Regions from separate parts of the Homo sapiens genome. Here region 1 is linked to region 2. A link is a contact called in ENCODE Hi-C or POLR2A ChIA-PET data. All regions are on one chromosome and are shown on one strand. Each heading gives the region's core, a stretch centred on a gene start or an enhancer-like site at or near the end of the contact. The rest is flanking DNA. Distances are from core to core; before and after follow the strand shown.

Region 1 (6,711 bases), core at 2,394-4,893, 400 kb after region 2:
ATAATCCCAGCTACTCGGGAGGCTGAGGCAGGAGAATCGCTTGAACCTGGGAGGCAGAGGTTGCGGTGAGCCGAGATCCGCCATTGCACTCCAGCCTGGGCAACAAGAGCGAAACTCGATCTCAAAAAAAAAAAAAAAAAAAAAAGAGTAAATTTGAGAAAATAAAATATGAATAAGTGTGAACATCCATACACTCCAAATATAACAGTTCCAATAAAAATACATTTGAAATGATAATAGAATATAAAAACAGGCCAGGTATGGGCCGGGCCGGTGGCTCACGCCTGTAATCCAAGCACTTTGCGAGGCTGAGGCAGGTGGATCACGAGGTCAGGAGATCAAGACCATCCAGGCTAACACAGTGAAACGCTGTCTCTACGAAAAACACACAAAAAATTTAGCTGGATGTGGTGGCAGGCACCTGCAGTCCCAGCTACTCAGGAGGCTGAGGCAGGAGAATGGTGTGAACCCGGGAGGCAGAGCTTGCAGTGAGCCGAGATCACACCACTGCACTCCAGCCTGGGCAACAGAGCGAGACTCCGTCTCAAAAAAAAAAAAAAAAAACACGCCAGGTATGGTGGCTTACACCTGCAATCCCAGCACTTTGTGAGGCTGAGGCAGGAGGATTGCTTGAGGTCAGGAGTTCAAGACCAGGCTGGGCAACATAGCAAGACTGTGTCTTTACAAAAGATACAAAAATTAGCTGGGCATGGTGGCACACATCTGTGATCCCAGCTACTGAGGAGGCTGAGGTGGGAGGATCGCTGAGCTCAGGAGATGGAGGCTGCAATGAGCCAAGATCATACCACTGCATTCCAGCCTGGGAGACAGTGAGATCCTGTCTCTAAACAAACAAACAACATCAAGAAAAAAACAAAACAAAACAAAAAACAACCTGGGATAAACCTAAAGCAGCACCTAGAGGGAAATGTATAGCTAATTTGATAAAATTGATTGATCTGGGGCTGGGTGCAGTGGCTCATGCCTGTAATCCCAGCACTTTGGGAGGCTGAGACGGGCGGATCACTTGAGGTCAGGAGTTGAAGACTAGCCTGGCCAACATGGTGAAACCCCATCTCTATTAAAAATACAAAAATTAGGCCAGGCGCAGTGGCTCCTGCCTGTAATCCTAGCACTTTGGGATGCCAAGGAGGGCAGATCATTTGAGGTCAGGAGTTGGAAACCAGCCTGGCCAACATGGTGAAACCCTGTCTCTACTAAAAATACAAAAATTAGCCAAGGCTGGTGGATGGCAGCTGGAATCCCAGCCACTCAGGAGGCTGAGGCAGGATAACGGCTTGAACCCGGAAAGCAGAGGTTGCAGTGAGCCGAGATCGAATCAGTGCACTCCAGCCTGGGTGACAGAGCGAGACTCCCTCTCAAAGAAAAAAAAAAAGATTGATTGATTTGGAGAGACTGGGGCAGGACAAGTTGGGAGCCATGAAAGACGTTATTTTATTCACCACCCACTACCCTATGGACCAGACCCTGGTCAGCTGATTATGGGGCTGCAGGCTGGCCTGGCTCTCCAGGAAGAGAAAGGAGGAATGGGCAGGGTCTCAACTCCCCAGCCCTGGGTCTGGCCTTGATTTACAACTTGTCTTCTATGAATCAAATGGCATCGTAAATGGCCCGGTTTGGGAAAGGGATTTGAGGAGTGCATGGGGGAGGGCATTACAGGGTGGTGGGCCATGGGGGTGGAGTGCTGCCCTCCCAGAGTCTCTCCTGGAGGTGGCAGCCTCTTCCTGAGGGTAGGGACAGAGACAGATGAGATGCTTAAGAGTAAGACAGGGTTTGAGGGCAGGGCTGCCTTGGGAATGGAGGGAGAAGAGTGTAGACTGTAATTCCAGTTATACTGGCTGTGACCTTAGGTAACTCCCTTGCCCTTTTCGGCCCCAGCGTTCGTCCTCTGTGAAAAGGGGGTTCGACATGAAGAAGTGGGGATCAGGAAGAGATTAGGAAGACAAGCTCCAGGACTGACAGCCTAGTCCAGTCTTGTTCTGCTACTTCCCTGCTGTGTGACTTTCGATAAGTGTTGCAACCTCTCTGGGCCAGCCTTACTTTCCTGATTTGTAAAAACGGCAGTACCTTCTAGACTCCCAGAAGAAAAGTAAATTAAAAAAAAATTGGCAGTACTCACTTCATAGGACTGTTGGAAAATTAAACTAGTGAATACCCATTAAAGTCCTTGGACCCTGAAGTCAGATGGCTGGGGTGATGGGAGATGGGTTGGGGAAGTGGGTACACTAGAGCCTGATGACCTAGAAAGAGGCTGACAATACAGTCTGACGTCGGGGAGAAGCCTGGAAGTTATTTCCACCAAAGCCTGAATCCATTCTTGGCAGCCTTGTACCTGTTTGATTCCCAGTTCTGCCCCCTTCCAGCTGTGTGACTTTGGGCAAGTCACTTAACCTCTCTGAGCCTTATTGTTGGGGACGTTAAATAAGTCAACATATGTAAAGCACTTAGCACAGTACTTGACATACAGGTGTATTCAATAAAAGTTAACTGTCAGGGCCTGGAGTGGTGGTGCGCGCCTGTAGTCCCAGCTACTCGGGAGGCTGAAGCGGGAGGATTGCTTGAGGCTTGGAATTGGAGGCTGCAGTGCACTCTGATTGTGCCTGTGAATAACTACTGTGCTCCAGCCTGAGCAACATAGCGAGACCCCATCAAGAACCCATGTCTAAACAAACAAACAAACAAACAAAAGCTTCTTTGTGGAGTGGCTGTTTAATGTCCATGTTAACCTCCTTCGAGCACATTCTCCTGTCAATGAAGAGGCTGGAAAGCTAAAGACTAGATTTTCCAGAGGGAAAGTAGGAAAGTAGTTCTGGGGCCCGAGCAGTGTTCCTTCAGCCCTTCCAACGATTTTGTCAGTGCCTAATACATGATAGTACAGTCCTTTTTTTTTTTTTTTTTTTTGAGATGGAGTCTCGCTCTGTCGCCCAGGCTGAAGTGCAGTGGTGCGATCTCGGCTCACTGCAACTCCGCCTCCCGGGTTCACACCATTCTCCTGCCTCAGGCCCCGGAGTAGCTGGGACGACATGCGCCTGCCACCACGCACGGCTAATTTTTTTTTTTTTGTATATTTTTGTAGTAGAGACAGGGTTTCACCGTGTTAGCCAGGATAGTCTCGATCTCCTAACCTCGTGATCCGCCCGCCTCGGCCTCTCAAAGTGCTGGGATTACAGGCGTGAGCCACTGCGCCCAGCCAATAGCAGAGTCCTTTCTATTTAAGCTGGGTAGTGGTTACTCTCGCCTACATCTGCCAGATACAGTTACTATTATTTATTTAGTCAACAAATACTCATTTACCTTGAGGGCACTGGGGAGCCATGGCAAGCTCTGAGGAGGGGAGGTCAGCAGGTAGGGTTTAGGTGGGAATGGCAAAGACTGGGACAGGAGTCCAGGGAGGAAGTTGGGTCAGGAGGGACAGTGGAGGCGGTCTTGAGCTAGAGTGGGCAGTGGAGGGGCAGAGGTCGGATTGACAGTCGGGCTCTGGGGGGTGGGATGAAGATACGTGATGAGGGTTGTAAAGCTCCCCAAGGCCAACTGTTTCTTTAAGACTCAAAGCAGAGGGAGCTCACGGCACAAGGTCCTGCTGGAGCGTTTGATTGGCTCAGCCCAGGTCACTGGCCTGGACCATTGCTGCAAGGGATTCTGGGAAATTGAGTTTCTGGCATCTTTGGCTTCTCCAAAGGAGGAGGGCTTACAGTGGGGAATCCCCGAACATAGAAAAGGCTTCTGGCACTGTGTGGCTAAAAAGAATGTGCAATGGGCCCGGCAGGGTGCCTCACGCCTGTAATCCCAGCACTCTGGGAGGCCGAGGTGGGTGGATCACCTGAGGTAGGAGTCTGAGACTAGCCTGGCCAACATGGCAAAACCCCTTCTCTACTAAAAATATAAAAGTTAGCAGAGCGTGGTGGCCCATGCCTGTAGTCCCAGCTACTCGGGAGGCTGAGGCAGGAGAATCGCTTGAACCTGGGAGGCGGAGGTTGCAGTGAGCTGACATCGCACCATTGCACTCCTGCCTGGTGATAGAGCAAGACTCCATCTCAAAAAAAAAAAAAAAAAAACAAACCCTCCCACAAGGTGTGGCTGGACCGTGCCACCCAAAATGCGTGTGGCATGGATCCAGCCTCTTCCCTGCTTATGACCCTCAGTGCCTCCTGTCAGTCTCACAGTGGGATGATGATGATGATTTTTTCCATTTAATATTTTAAAAAATTATTCTAAAAAATTTTTTGTAGGTATTTAGTAGGTGTGTATATTTATGGGGTATATGAAACGTTTTGTTCTTTTTTTTTTTTTTTTTTTTGAGATGGAGTTTCACTCTTTTTGCCCAGGCTAGAGTGCAATGGCGCGATTTCGGCCCGCAGAAACCTCTGCCTCCCGAGTTCAAGCGATTCTCCTGCCTCAGCCTACCGAGTAGCTGGGATTACAGGCATGTGCCACCACCCCGGCTAATTTTGTATTTTTAGTAGAGACAGGGTTTCTCCACGTTGATCAGGCTGGTCTTGAACTCCCGACCTCAGGTGATCTGCCCACCTCGGCCTCCCAAAGTGCTGGGATTACAGGCGTGAGCCACTGCACCCGGCCATGAAATGTTTTGATACAGGCATGCAACTTGTAATAATCACATCGTGGAGAATGGGGTATCCATCTTCTCAAGCATTTATCCTTTATATTACAAACAATCCAATTATACTCCTTTAGTTATTTTAATTAATTTTTGTGTGTGTGAGACAGGGTCTCACTCTCTTGCCCAGGATGGAGTGCAGCAGTGGCTCGATCACAGCTCACTGCAGCCTCGACTGCCTGGGTTCAAGCAATCCTCCTGCCTCAGCCTCCTTGTTTTGATTTTTAGATCCCACAAATAACTTGTGATGTTTGTCTTTCTATACCTGGTTCATTTAACATTTTCTTTTTCTTTTCTTTTCTTTTTTTTTTTTTTTGTGAGACTGAGTCTTGCTCTGTCACTCAGGCTGGAGGGCAATGGTGCCATCTCAGCTCACTGCAACCTCCACCTCCTAGGTTCAAGCAATTCTTATGCCTCAGCCTCCTGGCTAGCTGGGATTACAGGCGTGTGTCACCATGCCAGGCTAATTTTTGTACTTTTAGTAGAGATGGGGTTTCACCATGTTGGCCAGGCTGGTCTTGAACTCCTGGCCTCAAGTGATCCACCCGCCTCCGCCTCTGCCTCCCAAAGTGCTGGGATTACGGGCCTGAGCCACTGTGCCCGGCCCATCTAACATTTTCACTGTCAATCACAATGGGATTAAAACTCCTCCCACAGCCCCTAGGGCACCATGGGTCTGCTCCTGTCTCCCCTCCAACCTCATCTTCTTCCTCCCACTCTCTCCTTGGCCCCATCTGCTCCAGTCCCCTGGCCTCCTTCCTGTCTGTCCTCAGATGTGCCCAGCCATTCTCACCTCAGCGCCTTTGCACCTGCTGTTCCCCCCAGAGCCGCACATGGCTGGCTCCCTGTTCTCCTTCAGGTCTCTGCTCAGATGTCATCTTCCCAAAGAGGCCTGCCTCGACCTCCCCTGCTGCTGTGCCGTCCCCTCATCTGTGACCCTCTTGCACTATCACCTCCAGGACGGCGGGGGTTTTGTGTTTTGTTGTAGCCTCAGGAAGTGCCTGATAGATCCCTGTTTCGAGACCAGTTCCATTTGGTTTTCTGGGCCTCAGTTTCCGTAACCGTGAAGGAGACCCTCGGCAATCTGAGCTTGCTGGGAAAGGGCTGGGCCCCATGTAAATATTTCTAAAGCACCCCTCTCCCCTCCCCCCTCAGATCAGGAGTCTGAGGGAGAGGCACAGAGGCTCCCTTTCTCTAAGCCAGTCCTCACCTGCCTAAGAAGATGTGAAGGAGACCCAGGAGACCCTGGGATAGGGAGGAACTCAGAGGGAAGGGACATTCTTTTCTTCGTCGCAATCCTGGGAGCTCCCTGGAGGAGGAGACCCGATCAGCCTGCAATCCTGGCGCGTCCCAGGAGGAGAAAGCGGCTTCCTCTATACTGTACTCTCCTCCACAGAACCCCCCTCTCAGCCCTGGAAGTCCTTGCTCACAGCCGAGGCGCCGAGAGCGCTTGCTCTGCCCAGATCTGCGCGAGTCTGGCGCCCGCGCTCTGAACGGCGTCGCTGCCCAGCCCCCTTCCCCGGGAGGTGGGAGCGGCCACCCAGGGCCCCGTGGCTGCCCTTGTAAGGAGGCGAGGCCCGAGGACACCCGAGACGCCCGGTTATAATTAACCAGGACACGTGGCGAACCCCCCTCCAACACCTGCCCCCGAACCCCCCCATACCCAGCGCCTCGGGTCTCGGCCTTTGCGGCAGAGGAGACAGCAAAGCGCCCTCTAAAAATAACTCCTTTCCCGGCGACCGAGACCCTCCCTGTCCCCCGCACAGCGGAAATCTCCCAGTGGCACCGAGGGGGCGAGGGTTAAGTGGGGGGGAGGGTGACCACCGCCTCCCACCCTTGCCCTGAGTTTGAATCTCTCCAACTCAGCCAGCCTCAGTTTCCCCTCCACTCAGTCCCTAGGAGGAAGGGGCGCCCAAGCGCGGGTTTCTGGGGTTAGACTGCCCTCCATTGCAATTGGTCCTTCTCCCGGCCTCTGCTTCCTCCAGCTCACAGGGTATCTGCTCCTCCTGGAGCCACACCTTGGTTCCCCGAGGTGCCGCTGGGACTCGGGTAGGGGTGAGGGCCCAGGGGGC
Region 2 (6,082 bases), core at 3,208-5,707:
TAGTGACCTCTGGGATTGCAGGAAGGATGGGCAGGAACCCTGATGGGCACCCTTCATCTTCCCTATGATGCTCCTTTGAGCACCCAGAGATCCCAAAATAAGAGTCCCTAGCCCCAACAAATTATGGGCCCAAAGACCCAAATTAAACAGCTAAACCTTGGCCAGAAGTGGTAGCTCACACCTGTAATCCCAGCATTCTGGGAGGCCGAGGCAGGCAAATCACTCGAGGTCAGGAGTTTGAGACCAGCCTGGCCAACATGGTGAAACCCCATCTCTACTAAAAATACAAAAATTAGCCGGGCGTGGTGGTGCACGACTGTAATCCCAGCTACTTGGGAGGCTGAGGCAGGAGAATCACTTGAACCTGGGAGGCGGAGGTTGCACTGAGCCAGGATTAAGCCACTGCACTCCAGCCTGGACAACAGAGTGAGACTGTGTCTCAAAAAACAAAAACAAAAACAAACCCCTAAACCTCTAAAAAGGCACTAAAACTAATACTTTAGAGTCCCAAAATGAGGACCTAAATCCTCACTTTGGAGCCCTCCCAAAGCCAGGTACAGTGGCTCACGCCTGTAATCCTAGCACTTTGGGAGGCCAAGGCAGGAGGATTGCTTGATCTCAGGAGTTTGAGACCAGCCTGGCAATATGACAAAACTCCACCTCTACAAAAAAAAAAAAAAAATTACCTGGGCATAGTGGCACATGCTTGTAGTCCCAGCTACTTGGGAGCCTGAGGTGGGGGGATGGTTTGAGCCCAGGAGGTCAAGGCTGCAGTGAGCTAAAATCGCACTACTGCACTCCAGCCTGGATGACAAAGTGAGACCTTGTCTCAAAAACAAAAAAAAAGGAGCCCTCCCAAACCTACAAACCCTAAATTCTAATACTGAGATACCCCAGACCCTCAAACTGTCAACTTCTGATCTTCAAATATGATCCTAATACTAAGATTACAGACTGCAAGCTGTAACACTATGAACCTATATCCTAAGATAAGAAATCCAGGCCCCTATGAAACAAATCTCACTTCTCCAGATTGACCTCTTAGACGTCCAAACTGTCCCTCAAATTGTGGCCCCAACCCTAAAACTGAGATCTCGAATGTGGGTCCTACTCTGAAACCCCAGACCCTAAAACTGGAGCTCCCATACTCAATGTGGGCACTCCAGGCCCTAAAACGTGCTTCTAAAGACTCAAACTGCGACTCCAGATCCTAAAGCTTCATACTCTACATTGGGATTTAGGCCCTAAATCTATACTGAGGCTTCAGTTGCCCCAAATCAGGCTCCAGACTCTCAAAATGTTACATCATAACTCAGAACTAAGACTTCCAGATCCCCAAATTGGGATCTCTGGATTCCAAGGAGAAAGCTTCCAGTCACAAAACTCAAGCTCTTCAGATTCCAGAACTAGTCACCCCTAGACACAAATCCCGAGATCCCAGATCAGAACTCGAGAGCCCGGATTCCCAACACAAACAGAGTCTTCCGTTCCTCAAACTCGAACCTGGACCCCCGGCTTCAAACCCAAACTCCGTCGCCCGTGGCCCTGCACCCAGAGCATGTTCTATTCCCCTGAGCCCCCCACCGAGGGAAGCTCCTGTGGGGATCCCGGGTTCCCCTAAGCCCAGCTAGTGCTGGGGGAGGCCCCCTGCCCCGCGCCCCATTCCCCTTGGCCTCCAGCACCCGCCTCAGGGCGTGCAAAATGGCGTGAGGCTGCCCCCGCCGTTCTGGTTTCTCCGGGCCCCACTCTAGGGAGCCCGATCAGACAGCGTCTCGCGCGGGTCCCGGGAAGCCGGCCGTGCGCGCGGGGATCCCAGACGGTCTCGGACACCACGTTCCCAACCGGGCTTGGGGTTGGGTGCGAATCCTCCCGGCGCGAGGATCCTGCGCGAGGCGTGAGGAGCAGAGCAAGAGTGCGTTCCTGAGGCCAGGCCACGCCCCTACCAGTTCCAGCCAAGATGTGCTGGGCACGAGACGACGGGGTTGAAAGGGCAGGGTGCAAGTGGCCGTGCGCACGCGCGCCTCGGGAAGGGCCCTGTCGTCTTGCACAGCGTGAGCTCGGCCTCGAGCCTTCTGACAAGGCCTTGGTCGGCGTGAGCCGCTAGGTGACCAATCAGCGCCCGCTCAGCCACCCGCCTTTTTAAGCGGTCACGCCCCTGCACGACCCGCGTGGTCCAGGGCCGTTGCATCCCAAGTAGGCTGGGTTTCCTCAACTGCCAACTCTCAGGAAGAGAGAGAGAGCGAGCTCGCCTGTGTCCCTTCTGGCCCTATGATGTCCCATTTCCACCTTTTCCCTTCAGTTCGTGATTCATGAGGGCCTCCTGTGTGCCAAGCACCAGGCTAGATGGTGGGAACTTAGCCACTGTCTTCCCAGTACAATCGAGAAGACCGTGAGAACCTCCGAGACCATGAGAATCCGGTGAGACGGGAACTCGGTTAATGCAGAGAACAATACGTTGGGAAAGGATTCAAAGAGGAGGGCCATTTGAATTGGGCCTTCTTGGGAGGACGAGGCGGGCGGATCACTTGAGGTCAGGAGTTCCAGACCAGCCTGGCCAACAATGGTGAAACCCCGTCTCGGCTAAAAATACAAAAATTAGCCGGGCATGGTGGGGCGCGCCTGTAGTCCCAACTACTCCAGAGGCTGAGGCAGGAGAATCATTTGAACCTGGGAGGTGGAGGTTGAATGAGCTGGTATCGCCACTGCACTCCAGCCTGGGCGACAGAGCAAGACTCTGTCTCAAAAAAAAAAAAAAAAAAAAAAAGGAAAAAAAAGAAAGAAAAAGAATAAAAGATTTGGGCTTTTTTTTTTTTTTTTTTTGGTAGAGACGAGGGTCTCACTTTGCTGCCTAGTTTGGTCTTAAACTCCTGGACTAAAGCCAGTCTCCCGGCTGAGATTATAAGCATGAGCCACCGCACCCAGCCTGGAAAATACGTCTTAAGGGGAGATGATCTAACGACCTAGTCAAGAGTAGAAACCCTGAAATCCAATACATTTCAGTTCAAATCGTTTTCTTGGCTGTGTTGCCAGCGACAAGAGGCTTAATCTCTTTCTGCCTTATAAATTTGGGATTGTAATTCCTACCAGGGTTGTCTGTAGGGTGTCTGGCATATAGTTCCGATGCAATAAATATTTACTGAACACATGTTTACGCTGTTCTAGGTGCTTGAACAAGGTACACAAAGATCTCTGCCCTCCTGGAGCTTCTTCTTCTTCTTCTTCTTTTTTTTTTTTTTGAGACGGAATCTCGCTCTGTCCCCCAGGCTGGAGTGCAGTGGCGCGATCTCGGCTCACTGCAAGCTCCGCCTCCTGGGTTCACGCCATTCTCTTGCCTTAGCCTCCCGAGTAGCTGGGACTACAGGCACCCGCCACCCAGCCCGGCTAATTTTTTGTATTTTTAGTAGAGATGGGGTTTCAGTGTGTTAGCCAGGATGGTCTTGATCTCCTGACCTTGTGATCAGCCCGCCTCGGCCTCCCAAAGTGCTGTGACTACAGGCGTGAGCCACCGCGCCCGGCCTTCTTTTATTTTAAGAGGCAGCAGGGTCTCATTCTGTCGCCCAGGCTGAACTGCATGGAGGGCGGTGGTGTAACACTAGCTCACTGCCTCGAACTCCTGGGCTCGAGCGATGTGGAGCTGCTATTCTATGATGTGGACTAACTCCTAATGTATGGGACTTTCCTTCCTCCTAAGGCTTAATTTTCTCATTTGTAAATCAGGAGGTAAGAAAGGAGGGGACGGGCCGGGCGCGGTGGCTCACGCCTGTAATCCCAGCACTTTGGGAGGCCGAGGCGGGTGGATCATGAGGTCAGGAGTTCAAGACCAGCCTGACCAACATGGTGAAACTCCGTTTTTACTAAAAATACAAAAACTAGCCGGGCGTGGTGGCGGGCTCCTGTAATCCCAGCTACTCAGGAGGCTCAGGCAGGAGAATCGCTTGAACCCAGGAGGCGGAGGTTGCAGTGAGCCGAAATTGCGCCACTGCACTCCAGCCTGGGTGACAGAGCAAGACTCCGTCTCAAAAAAAAAAAAAAAAAGAAGGGGATGGATGGGAAGGAGTTTGGAAAAGCACAAGGAGCTGTTAGCTATTGTGTTGATCGGCACAAATGAATCAATAAATTTGCTCTTCCCCAACTCTCCACCCCTCACCAACACCCTATTGCAATATTCTCAATTCCCTTCCCAAGGGCCTCGGGCAAAAATGGAGCCCTCCTGGCTAGACTCCATCTCCCAGCGCGCCCAGCGGGGAAGCACCCTGCGCTTGCGCTGCCAAGTCCTCCCCGGCTTTGTCTCCCGGGAGTTCGAGTCGTTCTTTTCCTCCGCCCGCCTAATTTGCTTCCTACCCCACCTCCAAGCTTGACCGTGCTGCCTTCTGGGGGATGTAGTCCGTGGCTGCCCGGACTTCAATTCCCAGCGGGCTTCGGGACGAGAACCCGGAAGGGGAGGCTGGAGAGGAGCGAGTGGGGGAAACCCGCGTAGCCGAGGGAGATGCAGCGCGCGGCGATGGTGAGAGCCCAGGCGCGGGCCGGGGGCGCTGGAGAGTCGGGACGGGGGTTCGGGACCGGGTGACGAGGGGGAAGAGGCAGGGGCGAAAGAAGGGGCTGGGTGAGGGGAGATTGCCTGGGGGAGAGGACTGGGAGGAATGGGAGCCGGAGGTAGTAGTAGAAGAATGGTGGCTTGGGGAGGGGTCTTGGAGGTGGGGTGGGAGTGGAGCTTTGGAATTGATTGTAAAGGGGCTCAGAGCTGGGGAAGTGGGCCCCGAGTTGGAGACTGGGCTGGACATCCAGGTAGAGGCCCTGAAGGGGTCGATTTCGATGGGGGCTTAACCTGCGGCGAGGGTATGAGGATCAGGGTTAGGATGAGTGAGGGGGTCTGGAAGCTCCAAGGGACAGGCGAACGGTGGACGCAATGGGTTGGGGCCTCTGGATCGGATTGGGGGCAGGAAGGCAAGTTGAGGAGGTAGGAGGGAGAAATCAGTGGTAGGATAGAGTGTGGGTTTAGGCTCCAGGACTGAGGGTGGGGTAAGGAGCGTGAAATTAGGGGCCTGGATGTAGTGATAATTTCCCTAGTCCCGCCAGAGACTCCCGGTAAGCTGGACAGGCACAGAACTGTAGGATAATACGGCCAGAAAGGGCCATCGAGACAGGCTTTCGCACCCTCACTTCCCCGGTGGAATTTAGAAGAGTGTAATGGTTTATCCCTATGAGAAGTACAGCATTCATATCCCCTATTCTTCCACCCCTTTGTGCCATGGACAAATCTGTGAGCCTCAGTGCCCTTATCTGTAGTATGGGAACAGCAAGCATGCCTCTGAGAACAGGGTTAAAGGGAGTCATTAAAATCGTTACTATTAGTGGGAGAGCTGGGCTGTGAAGTTTCAGTCTCAGAGCTGTTGGTGGGAAGTTCTCCGCCCCCGGAATGTGACTGGGTTACAGGTGCTAATGGATTTCCTCCTTTCCAGTCCAGTCCCAGAGGCGTTTTCTCAAAAGCTGGCACTGATCTGGGCACACACCCCAGCTCAGAAGCATGTAGGGGCTCCCCACTGTGGATTACAGCTAACGCTTATTGTTTTACAAAATGCCTGGCCCTGTCCTTAGCTGTTTGTACACATTAACTCATTTAATTCTGATAACACCCCTGAGGGGTAGGTGCTGTTATTTTCTCCATTTTACAGAAAGGAAGCAGAAGTACAGAGAAATTAAGCAACTTTCCCAAGGCTATCCAGCATTAATTGCTAGACTCAGGATTCCGATCTTGGCAGCCTGGCTCAGAATCTGTGCTTTCAGCACTATAATTTAGTCCTCTCTCCATACTGAAATATACAATGTGATGAGTAGAGACAGCGAACAAAGCAGTCTAGAATATTAGTTCTGCCATTTACTTGCTATATGACCTTAGGCAAGTCTTTTATTTATTTTTATTTATTTATTTAGAGACAGTCTCCCTCTGTCACCCAGGCTGGAGTGCAGTGGTATGGCTAACTGTAGCCTCTGCCTCCCGGGTTCAAGCGATTCTCCTGCCTCAGCCTCCTGAGTAGTTGGGATTACAAGCATGTGCCACCACGCCCTGGCTAATTTTTGTAGT

The links. Hi-C counts contacts between places; a loop is a spot of excess contacts on that map. ChIA-PET counts read pairs that join two places held with the same protein, here RNA polymerase II (POLR2A). Pooled maps may share reads with other maps.
Region 1: a loop to region 2 is called in a pooled map, with 4 times the contacts of the local background. The contact joins the enhancer-like site here to the promoter of FBXO46 in region 2. A Hi-C loop is called at or near these places in 1 of 50 pooled maps. POLR2A ChIA-PET finds 5 or more read pairs at or near these places in 2 of 52 experiments (HEK293T and activated naive CD8-positive, alpha-beta T cell).

What each region holds. Positions count from the first base shown.
Region 1 is chr19:45,323,268-45,329,978 of GRCh38, reverse strand. No RefSeq gene overlaps it. Among named protein-coding and RNA genes, the nearest start is that of CKM, 3.7 kb to the right of the region's middle. RefSeq lists an enhancer at 6,138-6,380. Within about 2 kb of position 3,643, at least 2 of the 41 ENCODE cell types and tissues checked have a DNase peak (open chromatin) inside an H3K27ac peak, as active enhancers do.
Region 2 is chr19:45,729,271-45,735,352 of GRCh38, reverse strand. FBXO46 (F-box protein 46) reads left to right here and starts at 4,457. Exons shown (of 2, transcript NM_001080469.2): 1 at 4,457-4,504. It overlaps MEIOSIN (meiosis initiator), which reads right to left and starts at 1,914. Exons shown (of 15, transcript NM_001310124.2): 1 at 1,687-1,914. RefSeq lists enhancers at 4,130-4,259, 4,350-4,459 and a silencer at 5,308-5,602.